Regions from separate parts of the Homo sapiens genome. Here all the other regions are linked to region 1. A link is a contact called in ENCODE Hi-C or POLR2A ChIA-PET data. All regions are on one chromosome and are shown on one strand. The core of a region is the stretch at or near the end of the contact, and the rest is flanking DNA. Distances in the headings are between cores, read along the strand shown.

The links. A loop is a pair of places that touch in the nucleus more often than their neighbours do. ChIA-PET counts read pairs that join two places held with the same protein, here RNA polymerase II (POLR2A). Pooled maps may share reads with other maps.
Region 2: a map with no recorded cell type shows a loop between it and region 1 (6-fold over the local background). The contact joins the promoter of DCAF7 here to the promoter of POLG2 in region 1. A Hi-C loop is called at or near these places in 2 of 168 maps with a recorded cell type or tissue (B cell and naive thymus-derived CD4-positive, alpha-beta T cell), 4 of 37 single-sample maps with no recorded cell type and 10 of 50 pooled maps.
Region 3: a pooled map shows a loop between it and region 1 (10-fold over the local background). The contact joins the promoter of MAP3K3 here to the promoter of POLG2 in region 1. A Hi-C loop is called at or near these places in 2 of 168 maps with a recorded cell type or tissue (CD4-positive, alpha-beta T cell and naive thymus-derived CD4-positive, alpha-beta T cell), 2 of 37 single-sample maps with no recorded cell type and 11 of 50 pooled maps. POLR2A ChIA-PET finds 5 or more read pairs at or near these places in 3 of 52 experiments (A673, CD4-positive, alpha-beta T cell and activated B cell).
Region 4: a pooled map shows a loop between it and region 1 (4-fold over the local background). The contact joins the enhancer-like site here to the promoter of POLG2 in region 1. A Hi-C loop is called at or near these places in 5 of 37 single-sample maps with no recorded cell type and 5 of 50 pooled maps. POLR2A ChIA-PET finds 5 or more read pairs at or near these places in 2 of 52 experiments (IMR-90 and activated CD4-positive, alpha-beta T cell).

What each region holds. Positions count from the first base shown.
Region 1 is chr17:64,495,785-64,498,356 of GRCh38, forward strand. POLG2 (DNA polymerase gamma 2, accessory subunit) reads right to left here and starts at 1,270. Exons shown (of 8, transcript NM_007215.4): 1 at 623-1,270. The coding sequence starts at 1,184. DDX5 (DEAD-box helicase 5) reads right to left here. Exons shown (of 13, transcript NM_004396.5): 13 at 2,470-2,572. It also overlaps a transcript of MILR1 not described here. RefSeq lists enhancers at 447-1,306, 958-1,027, 1,408-1,547.
Region 2 is chr17:63,549,203-63,551,774 of GRCh38, forward strand. It overlaps DCAF7 (DDB1 and CUL4 associated factor 7), which reads left to right and starts at 1,275. Exons shown (of 7, transcript NM_005828.5): 1 at 1,275-1,613. The coding sequence starts at 1,476. RefSeq lists enhancers at 205-1,189, 489-878, 1,319-1,398 and silencers at 1,549-1,598, 1,619-1,768.
Region 3 is chr17:63,621,116-63,623,687 of GRCh38, forward strand. It overlaps MAP3K3 (mitogen-activated protein kinase kinase kinase 3), which reads left to right and starts at 1,302. Exons shown (of 16, transcript NM_002401.5): 1 at 1,302-1,648. The coding sequence starts at 1,645. RefSeq lists silencers at 543-612, 1,223-1,612, 1,703-1,762, 2,003-2,052.
Region 4 is chr17:65,180,102-65,182,673 of GRCh38, forward strand. The region is part of intron 9 of RGS9 (regulator of G protein signaling 9); the gene reads left to right. Among named protein-coding and RNA genes, the nearest start is that of RGS9, 44 kb to the left of the region's middle. RefSeq lists an enhancer at 1,184-1,233. Within about 2 kb of position 1,275, at least 4 of the 41 ENCODE cell types and tissues checked have a DNase peak (open chromatin) inside an H3K27ac peak, as active enhancers do.

The sequences.
Region 1 (2,572 bases), core at 20-2,519:
TGCAACCTCTGCCTCCTGGGTTCAAGCGATTCTCCTGCCTCAGCCTCCCAAGTAGCTGGGATTACAGGCGCTCGCCGTCACGGCCGGCTAATTTTTGTCTTTTTAGTAGAGACGGGGTTTCACCATGTTGGCCAGGCTAGTCTCGAACTCCTGACCTCAGGTGATCCACCCGCCTCTGCCTTGCAAAATGCTGGGATTACAGGCGTGAGCCACTGCGCCTGGCCTTGATTTATCCTATGATATACATGAAATAGTTTCAGAATTATAATTTCAACATTTTTACTTAGAATAAATCTAAGAAAAGTTCAAAATGTCTGTGTAGTTCCTTATGCACTTAGACTACATTGCACTAAATGACAGCACTGTGTTCAGAAGTTGCCCCGTGAAATTGAGAGCGTTCCCAGGTCCTTCGGACAGATTGTTTAAGGAACAGCAATGATTCCATGGACCAGTTTTCTCCAGGGTAGAGCACTGTTAATATATCCGACTACTTCAAAAAGATGAGAACTAACTAACTTCCTTGCATGGGAATACAGGGCCAGTTGCAATCCCCAAGATCCAGCAAGACTGCCTCGCCTTTCCACCCGACACCTGTTTTGAAGCATGAAATCGTGAAGCATACCGTGAAGAAGGTTCTCCCGTAGTTTCCCAGAAGTTTTTAATACGTTCTCAAGAAATGCTACTAGCTGTTCCTTACTCAGCTCTTTGTCTTGCAAGATTTCGCGTAGAGTTTCTGCAGAAACTAACCTGAAGGCACTGTCCCCGGGTAGCAAAGGGCCTGGTTTGTGGTGGAGGGCGTCCACCGGGAATACCTGCTCCCTGAACACCACCACCGAGGTCCACCATTCTGCGGCCAGGTTCTTCCGCAACTCTACGCCCAAGGGTCCGAAGCCGGGGTGGCACCCACTCAGAAGAGAATCCCGGCTAAGCTGCTGCTTGCTTCCACTTAGGAAATGCCTTCTCTGACAGATCTCTAACAGCGCCTCGCTTCCCTCTCCAGACCCGGGGGCTTCTGGGTGCTCGCCGTTCCCCTCGAGCTCCGCGTGCGACTTCACATGCCCTCCTTTGGGGCTACTCCTTTCCGTCAACAGCTCCGGCTGCCCCGCATCTACTCGACCCCCAAACCCAGACAACAGGCACCTGCAGACCTTATGGCAGGCCCTGACGGCTACACGAGAGCGCATCTCTCTCCGAAGTTAAAGAGCACACTCTCCCATCACTCAACGGATCCCAACAAGCCACCACTACCGTTAACAGAATCCGGAGAGGCCACGGCGCAGGCGCAACGGAGGTGAGCGTGCTTGCGGGCGGCAGGCCCCACCCCGGAAGCGCATGTCTGCGTTCCGGCCGCAGCCGTCCCCCGCCCACCATGGCGGACGCCGGCTCGGATGGTTCTCTGCTAGCTTGCCGTTCGCGTCGCGCCCCTCCCTTCAGATTGACTTTTTTCTTTCCTCGTAAGCACCAGTAAAGGTTATTCCCACCTATTTATAACCGTGGTGTAGCCACTTGAGTCACTTCCTTCTGCCACTGTTTTGCAGTCCAGAAAATTAAAATACTTCAGTATTATCCAAATCACCTTCTATATACACCTCAATCAAGCACTTGGACTAAATTTGGCATTTGGTTTCCCTTTAAACAGTTTTAGTCCTTTACGGTGATTTGTAAGCCCAGGCCTTCTTAACTAGGCAAATGCTGCCGCCAGGTGGCCTAGGCCTAACCCCAGAGCCGTTGTCTTGACGCTTAAGCTTCCGGGGAGGGGGGCGATAGGCTTCGTGACTAGGGTAGTGGTATGGTCACTTTAAATATTGCAGTGGCTTCCAAAGGGCAGTCCCCAGCCAGCAGCATCTGCCTCACCTGGGAATGCACTAGAAATAAACCAAGGGGCCCTGACATGTCTTAAACCCTCCTGGTGTCAGAGAAAACCACGTACGTGCAATTTCTTCCAGGGGCCCCTTCTATGGGTTCATCAAAACAATGAGACTTGTGACTGTTATTATTAAGAGACTCATGATTAAATTGCAGGTTTCTGATTTTGCAGTTTCTATTTAAATAGGTCGAGACCTTAAGACCTACCCAGAAAGTGGAAAAGTGGTATACCCAGACTGAGGAAGTTTGATTCCAAAGTCCATGATTTCTTATACCAGCCTCAGTTACGAAAACCTTTAAAGAGGTTCAGGGAAAAAGGAACAATCTACATTTCACTGTGAGACTACCAAACTACTACCTGATTAAGAGGGGTAACAGCTTAGCAATTGAGTTAATGTAATTCAGGAGTAAAGTTTTATCATTAGTAAAGTGCTGTACCAGGTTCAGGAAATAGTTCTTCTTTACAAGTGTATACAAGGGTTTAAAAAAAGGCCAGCTAGATAGTAATTAACTGCAAAGCTGGGTACTACTGCCAGGTGTTTTCCACATTCAGGAACTCACACCAGGTAAAAGGCCTATACGCAAATAAATAAAAAGAGAGAATGGGGAGAAAAATCACATTTATTAGTTAAGACGACCACAGGCTGGACACAACACACATGCTAAAAAGTGGACTGTCTTTTAAAACTTCCAAGGTAAATAGGTA
Region 2 (2,572 bases), core at 25-2,524, 950 kb before region 1:
CCTGGGAGGTGGAAAAATCATTTATCATTAAAAATTATATTTAGTGCCCAGAATGGTGGCTCAAGCCTGTAATCCCAGTACTTTAGGATGCTGATGTGGGAGGATCGCTTGAGCCCAGGAGTTCGAGATCAGCCTGGGCAACATGGAGAGATCTCATCTCTACAAATAATAATTTAAAAATAGCTAGGTGTGGTGGCAAATGTCTGTGGTTCCAGCTACTCCAGAGGCTAAAGTGGGGGAATCGTTTGAACCTAGGCAGTCCAGGCTACAGTGAGCCCTTATCACACCAGTGCACTCCAGCCTGGGTGACAGGGCAAGACCCTGTCTTTAAAAAAAAAAAAAAAAAGTATTTAATGTTATCATCCAACAATTCAATACAAACCTCCTTCAATTTTGATGAAAGCTGAGAATTGGAAATAATTTATATAAAGGTGTCATTTGGTCTCTGGCCCTTCCCCTTTTCCAACTCACAGGCACAGATACCTTTGGGGCTGGATTAGCATTTGCGTTGGGATCCACGGCGGGAAGGGTACAGGATGGGAACTGACAAAAACAGAGCCAAGCTGGTCGGGTCGGTGCCTACCCCAGAATTCGGGGACATTTCTAGATCCTGCAGGAAAGCGCGGGAGGGCCTGACTCAAGCTGGCCTGGCCCTGAGCGCATCTGCGCGCCCGAAGCCTGTCCCTGAGGCACGGAGAGAGCAGCTTTCGGGTTAAAAGGGCCCTGGGAAGAGATGGGGCGGGAAGGTGGTACCCGTTGGGCGCAGGCCAGGCTGCCAGGCCGCAGGGCTCTGTCCCGCGAAAGTCAGTAGGTCTTCCACTAAGGCAGAATTGTACTTTTACTCGACAGCGTGGAGAGGCCGCTCAGAACAGCAGCAGCGGAGGGGAAGTCAGCGCAGGTCACAGACGGTTTCACTCTCAGAGACTTGGCCTAGAACTTGGAGGCCCGCTGCTACAGCACGCTCGCCTCCAGGCCACCCACGCCCCCACCACCCGCACTGAGCCGTTATCTGCCTGACTGACATCTTGGCCAACCAATGACCTTTGGGGCTGCCAAAGCGCCTGCCTCCGAGAGTTGGGCGGGGCGAGTAGTTGCAATGACAAACATTTAACCCAATAGCGAGGAGATTTCAGACGCTACGGCCGCAATAACCAATGACAAGAAAGAATCCTTTCGAAAGGACGTGTCAGGCAACCAACGGCCGGTGCCGCTGCGGGGGTCCGGCGGCTTCCGTTCCGAGAGGGCGGGGCGGCGTCCCAAAACGGAAGGTGGTTGTCGTCCGTTCCCAAGCTGGTTTGAAACTAGGGGTCGGGCTCGGCCGTCGTCGTTGTTTGTCGCCGCATCCCCGCTTCCGGGTTAGGCCGTTCCTGCCCGCCCCCTCCTCTCCTCCCTTCGGACCCATAGATCTCAGGCTCGGCTCCCCGCCCGCCGCAGCCCACTGTTGACCCGGCCCGTACTGCGGCCCCGTGGCCACCATGTCCCTGCACGGCAAACGGAAGGAGATCTACAAGTATGAAGCGCCCTGGACAGTCTACGCGATGAACTGGAGTGTGCGGCCCGATAAGCGCTTTCGCTTGGCGCTGGGCAGCTTCGTGGAGGAGTACAACAACAAGGTGGGCCGGGCAGGGGCTCGGAACCCAGCTGGCGGGGAGCGGGCCCCGGGAGCGCCCTTTCCGGGCCGGAGCCCAGGCCTCAGAACCCTCTTGCGGACTCGCCCTAGGGCCACGGAGCGGTTCCTCTGTCTGGCCCTGTGCTGAAGGTTTCGTACTCGTTGTCTGTCTCCTTTAATCCAGGCAGCATTCTTGTGTAGTCGGCAGTGTAGTGGGGAAACTGAGGCACGGTTTTGTGACTTGCCTGGGTCAGGCAGCTATTTCGGGGTGGAAACAGGTCTTAAAACCGGGTTTACGCCCCAAAGATACTCCATTTATTCATCCCGTGCTCTCCACTCCTGCCGCATTGCTTTCGTTGGTGGGCGGGGAAGGGAAGAGAGAGTGATAGCTGTGAAGGAAAATGCAGGCGCTTCTATTGGTGGTCGTGCACTCCTGGCCACACTAGATTTCTATTAAGACGATCTATTGTACAAGCTTCCCCGCCCCCTACTCCCACCCCCCCCGGGTACTCATGGATCCTAGCCCTTCTGCCAGAATTACTGTTGCTCTTGCTTCCTGATATCCATTCTCTCTAAAGCAATCTCTTTGGAAATCTTGGCCTGTGGCATGATCCCGCCGTTGTTTCCTGAACACAGAAGGATGACAGGGCCTTATCTCTTGGCTTGTTTCGTGCTAGTACAGTTGTGTGACCTTTAGTAGTAAGTCTTGCTGGACATACATCAATTTGAGAATCCTTTATAGAAGCACGGTGTAGTAGGGGAGCTTTTAAACTGGCATTGCAACAAACTCATTTTTGAAAGTTGAATAAGTCAGTTGGAAGAATTTTCTTTCTTCCTTTTACTCAAAGTTGTGAATGATAGCGATCAGAGCAACTGAAAGCTGTGGCTAGTGATATTTAAAGCCACTACTCCTGCTTTATGCCATGAACATCAGATTTAAGAAGAGTAAAACTGGCCGGGCGC
Region 3 (2,572 bases), core at 52-2,551, 870 kb before region 1:
AATGACATCTGAGGAAGATTATTCTGGAGCCTGACATATTACACTGGAACAGAGGCCGGAGAAAGGAGCCCACATTAATTGTGGTGGACTTGGAATCTGAAGATCTGAGTGTATAAAATGTTGAACAATGAAAAGGTTGGGGAAATTAATTATGGTGCCTTTAATTTTGAAACATCATGCAATCAGTACAATTGTTTTGGAAGGATATTTGGTGGCACGGGAAAACAGAATAAAATGTAAGCATACTACAAAACAATACAAAGCCATTTTTGTCAAACGCCTATCTAGGTAGGAAATAGATTATCTCTGGGGTGGGATCTTTTCTTTTTCATAGTTTTCTGCATTTTTCAATTTTCCTACAAAAAGCTCGTGTTGCTTTTATAAGAAAAAAGTTATTTTCTGAAAGAACCTCTGGCGGAACTCAGATTTCCAGGGACCCACATGCCAGCACTATCCCAGCCTCGGGTGTCTGAGGTACCTAGACCAGAGGGTGTGGCCCTGGAGGTGTGAGACAGGGAAAGCTGGGCTGGGCCGGCCGCCCCTGCCCGGGGCAAGAGCAGCGTCGGGACCGGAGGACCAGTCGGGGGATGGGGCCGCAGAGGTGGCCGCGCGCCGGGAAGTGCTCAGGCCAGACCCTCCCCACTCGTTACACGCCCTGTGCTGGGCACGGGGAGGAGCAGGACGCCACCCTCTGGAACCACCCAGATCGCTGGGGCCTCCGAGAACCCGGAGGGCGGAAGGCCTGAGGGCCCCCTGCAGCCGCCTACTCCTCACCCCAGCCCTAAAGTAGCCGGCGGGGAACTGCGCCAGCCCGCGCGCCCGCCGAGCCTTCGGTGACTGACGGGAGGTGGGAATGTGGGCGGAGCCTCACGCCGGAGCTGTGATTGGAACAACCAACACCTCCCAATCTCTCCCAAGAGAGGGAGACAGCACCAGAGAGGGATGCGCAGAGGCGGGGGCTTAGAGGCCTCTACGTGATTGGCTAACAGCGCAGGGAGCCGGGCGCTGTCCCGATGATTGGCAGGCGCTAGACAGCCCTCGGAAACCGCCTTGGCTTCGCCCATTGGCATCCTGTGAGAGTAGGCGGGATTGGTTCATCGTGTGGTGCTGATGATTAGCTGGCCGCTGAGAGTTAGGGTGTTGGGAGAGAGTTGGAGGGGGACGGCGGGGGCTGCCGACTTCCTTCTTGTTATTGGCTGGTGAGGTGGGTGGGGGTGGTGCGACGGCCCAGCGGCTGCCTGGGATTGGTGGGGGCCGGCGTGAGTGACAGACAGGGGGGCGAGCTGCGCGACCAGCGGTTTGTTTTTCGGAGCGTTCCTGAGGTGGAGAACGGTGGCCGGACGGAGAGACTGCGGGTCTGAGGGACTGGCGGGCGGGCGGGCCGAGCGGCGCCGCCGAGGCCGGGCTGGGCCGAGCCCAGGAGCGCCCGGGATGTAGCGGGCCACCCTGCCGATGCCACAGCGCCCGGCCGCGGGCGGAGCCGGAGCCGGAGCCTGGGGAGGCGGCGGGGGCCCAGAGCGCAGCCCGCGCCCCCCGCGCGGAGCCAGGCCCGCTGCCGTCCCCGCCGCCCGGGCCCCCGGCATGCAGCCCCGGCTGCGGAGGTGACACTCACGGACCTTAGCCACCGCCGCCGCCATCGCCACCATGGGTAAGTGTCGCCACCGCCCCGGCCTGTGCCCGCGCTGCTTCGCGACGCCCCGCCCCAGGCTGAGGGAGGAGGACCCTGGGCCACCGCCTGACAGGCATGGACAGCCCGCCCGGCCCGGGGCTGCGGACCGCCGGCCGGCCGGCCGCCCGCCCCGCTCGCGCGCCGCGGCCCGGGCGGGGGTTCTGGCTCCGCGGGGCGGCCCGGCCGGCAGAGCCCGCTCGGCAGCCCTCCTTCTGGGCGGCGCGGCGGGCGCATCCCGGGGAAGCGGCGGCGGGACCGAGGGCCCGTGCTCCGCGGGGCAGCCTGGTCCGAACGAGCCGGACCGCGAGCCCGAGGGCGGGGGAGCAAGAGCGCAGTGTGGGGCCCGGGCTGGAGGCTGCCGCAGGCCCAGCTGCTGTTGTGTCTTTTCCTTGATTTGCTTTTTTTTCCTGCCTGTGTCATTTCCTTCCCTTTGCTCACACAGGCCGGCCTGTGAGAGTTCCCGGGGCTTGCTCTCCAGCCCTGTGCGCGCCCCAGCGCAGGGGGGAGGGCGTGCGGGGCTCGGCTAGGAGGCGATTAAACTGGAGCTGTGATCAAGCGCGCGGTTGACAAATGCGTGCTGCACGCAGATTGCTGGGGGTCAGGAGTTGGTCGGATGCTGCCAGTTAGAATTCACATCCTACTTTTTGAAAAATCCCGTTGCAGGGGTTTAATCCATTATTTTTTTCTTGCGGTATCCCTGAAATTATGTAACTTTTGAAAGAAACATTTGCTACACAAAAGAATTTCTCTGAAATCACTTCCTTTTTGTCAGTATTTACAATTTCTACTGTGAAGATGTAATCTAAGGAAAGCTTTTAATGTCTTCCGCACGTAGCATTTGAGTTGAATTATATTCCATATCCTTTTTGGTAGTTTAGCAAATGACTACTGGACTAGACTAAG
Region 4 (2,572 bases), core at 25-2,524, 680 kb after region 1:
CCTCAGGCAGCCCCAGCATGCTGTGGTTTATCTGTCTGCAACATTTTCCACTGTCTGCGAGTCCCCTGTGTTCCCGGGTTAATCTGCCCTGAGAGAAGAGGGTTGCCAAGAGCATGAAGCATCTCCATGAAGACCTGGGAGTGCAGAGGCTTTGGATTTTTGTCTCACTTCAGAGAACTCATGGTGCCTGAGCTGGTTTGAAGAGAGGTCATTTTGAGAAGGAATCGATCCTTCTTTCTTTTTTTCTTTTCTATTCTTTTTTTTTGAGACGGAGTCCTGCTCTGTCACCCAGGCAGGAGTGCAGTGGCGTGATCTCGGCTCACTGCAACCTCCGCCTTCCGGGTTGAAGTAACTCCTTGCCTCAGCCTCCAGAGTAGCCGCGATTACAGGTGTGTTCCACCACGCCCAGCTAATTTTTTCATATTTTTAGTACAGACGGAGTTTCTCCATGTTGGCCAGGCTGGTCTTGAACTCCTGACCTCAGGTGATCCGCCCATCTTGGCCTCCCAAAGTGCTGGGATTACAGGCATGAACCACTGCGCCTGGCTATCAATCCTTCTTTTTAAACTTTTATTTTAGGTTCAGGGGTTACATTTCAGGTAAACTGCATGTCACCGGAGTTTGGTATATAGATTATCTTGTCACTCAGGAAATAAGCATAGTACTCATAGGTAGTTTTTCTATCCTCTCCCTCCTCCCACCCTCCACCCTCAAGTAGGCCTGGGTGTCTGTTGTTCCCTTCTTTGTGTCCTTGTGTACTCAATGTTCAGCTCCCACTTATAAGTGAGCCCATGTGGTATTTGGTTTTCTGTTCCTGCGTTAGTTCGCTTAAGACAATGATCTCTAGCTCCATCCATGTTGCTACAAAGAACATGATCTCATTTTTTTATGGCTGCATAGTATTCCATGGTATATATGTACCACATTTTCTTCATCCAGTCTACCAATGATGGGCATTTAGGTTGATCCCATGTCTTTGCTATTGTGAATAGTGCTGCAGTGAACATAGGCATGCATGTGTCTTTATGACGGAATGATTTATATCCCTTTGGGTATATACCTAGTAATGCGATTGCTGGGTCAATGGTAATTCTATTTTAAGTTCTTTGAGAAATCACCACACTGCTTTCTACAATGGCTGAACTAATTTCATTCCCACCAGAAGCATATAAGCTTCCCTTTTCTCCTTGCCAGCATCTGTTATTTTTTGACTTTTTGATAATAGCCATTCTGACTAGTGTGAGATGTTATCTCATTGTGGTTTTGATTTGCATTTCGAGAATGAGTAAATTCTTGAGAAGATGTATCTGTTTTCCCCAAATAGAGGCAAGTAACCGTCAACCATAAGGAGGAAAGTCATTAGGTTGGCAGGTGTCTCGGGCCCTGGGTGGCCCACTCCCACTGGCTAATGGCAGCTGGGAGGGACTGGCCAGGGGCCGGGACCACACTCTAGAAGTGAGTCCTCTTTTAGCTCCAATACCTTGAGGCATACGGAACCCCCAACTCCTGCACCCCAGGAGGTGATGGGGGCAGGGGCCGCTCATGGCAGGATCACTGCCATCATTTAGGGATGAGGGCAGTGTCGGGTGCTGAAGAGACCCTTGACATTGGCCTGAGCCCCAGCTCTGCCACTTCCGGTCCATGTGATCTTGGGCAAGCTCTTTCTTGAGCCACAGTCTCAGTTTCCTCATCTCTAACAGGGGAAGCATGCTAGTTCCTTCATCAGAGGATTAAGCAGGATCACTTATGTGTAGTGTCTAGAATGCTAATCAACACGTAGAGACACTCCACACACAGCTGGTATTATTCTAAATGTTGTCATGCTATGAGAGAGAATTTATGGGACTTGTAGACCTCAGACTCCATGTTAGGGTGCTGTACCTAGCCAATTTCCTCTTCTGCCTTTTCACCTTCTCATACTTCTCCCCTGGTTAGAGGTGGAAGGAGGGGTTACATGCCAATTTCAACCTCTCTGCCTACTCCAATAAGCAGCTGCTCAGAACCTCAGTCTACACTGGCGAGTATACAGATCTTTTGGTAAAAGGCAGAAATATGGCCTCCCAGTATAAAATACTGTGCTCTGCAGAGGTGCTCAGCCTGGAGCCCTCACACACCATATGCTCCCGCCAATAGGGGACAAACTTCTTTCTTCTTGTGGCTTCTGTGTGACCATGCCTAGCTGAGGGAAGGGAAGGGGCTGATGTTTGCTGACAGCTCCCTGCGTGCCAGGCATGGACCTGAGTGCGCCACCCTTTGTAACGGCTCAGCTAAGACTCACTACTGCGTTAGAAGGTAGATGGCCACGTTGACCTCCGTTTCACGGTTGAGAAAGCAGGCCGAGAGAGAGGGTGGCTCCCCCAAGGACACACAGCTGAGAAGTGGTGAAGCCAGGATCTGAACCTCAGCTGATGGCCGCCAGAGCCCACTCCACATCCTGCCTGATGTTTTCTAATGTCCTTATTGTGGCTTTTAGAAGTTTTTCTGCATTTCCTGAAGTCCATTAACAGAGACAATGTCAGTTTCCTTTTTCACATGAAGAAAACAAAATAGAGAGACATAGCCGTTTGCCCAA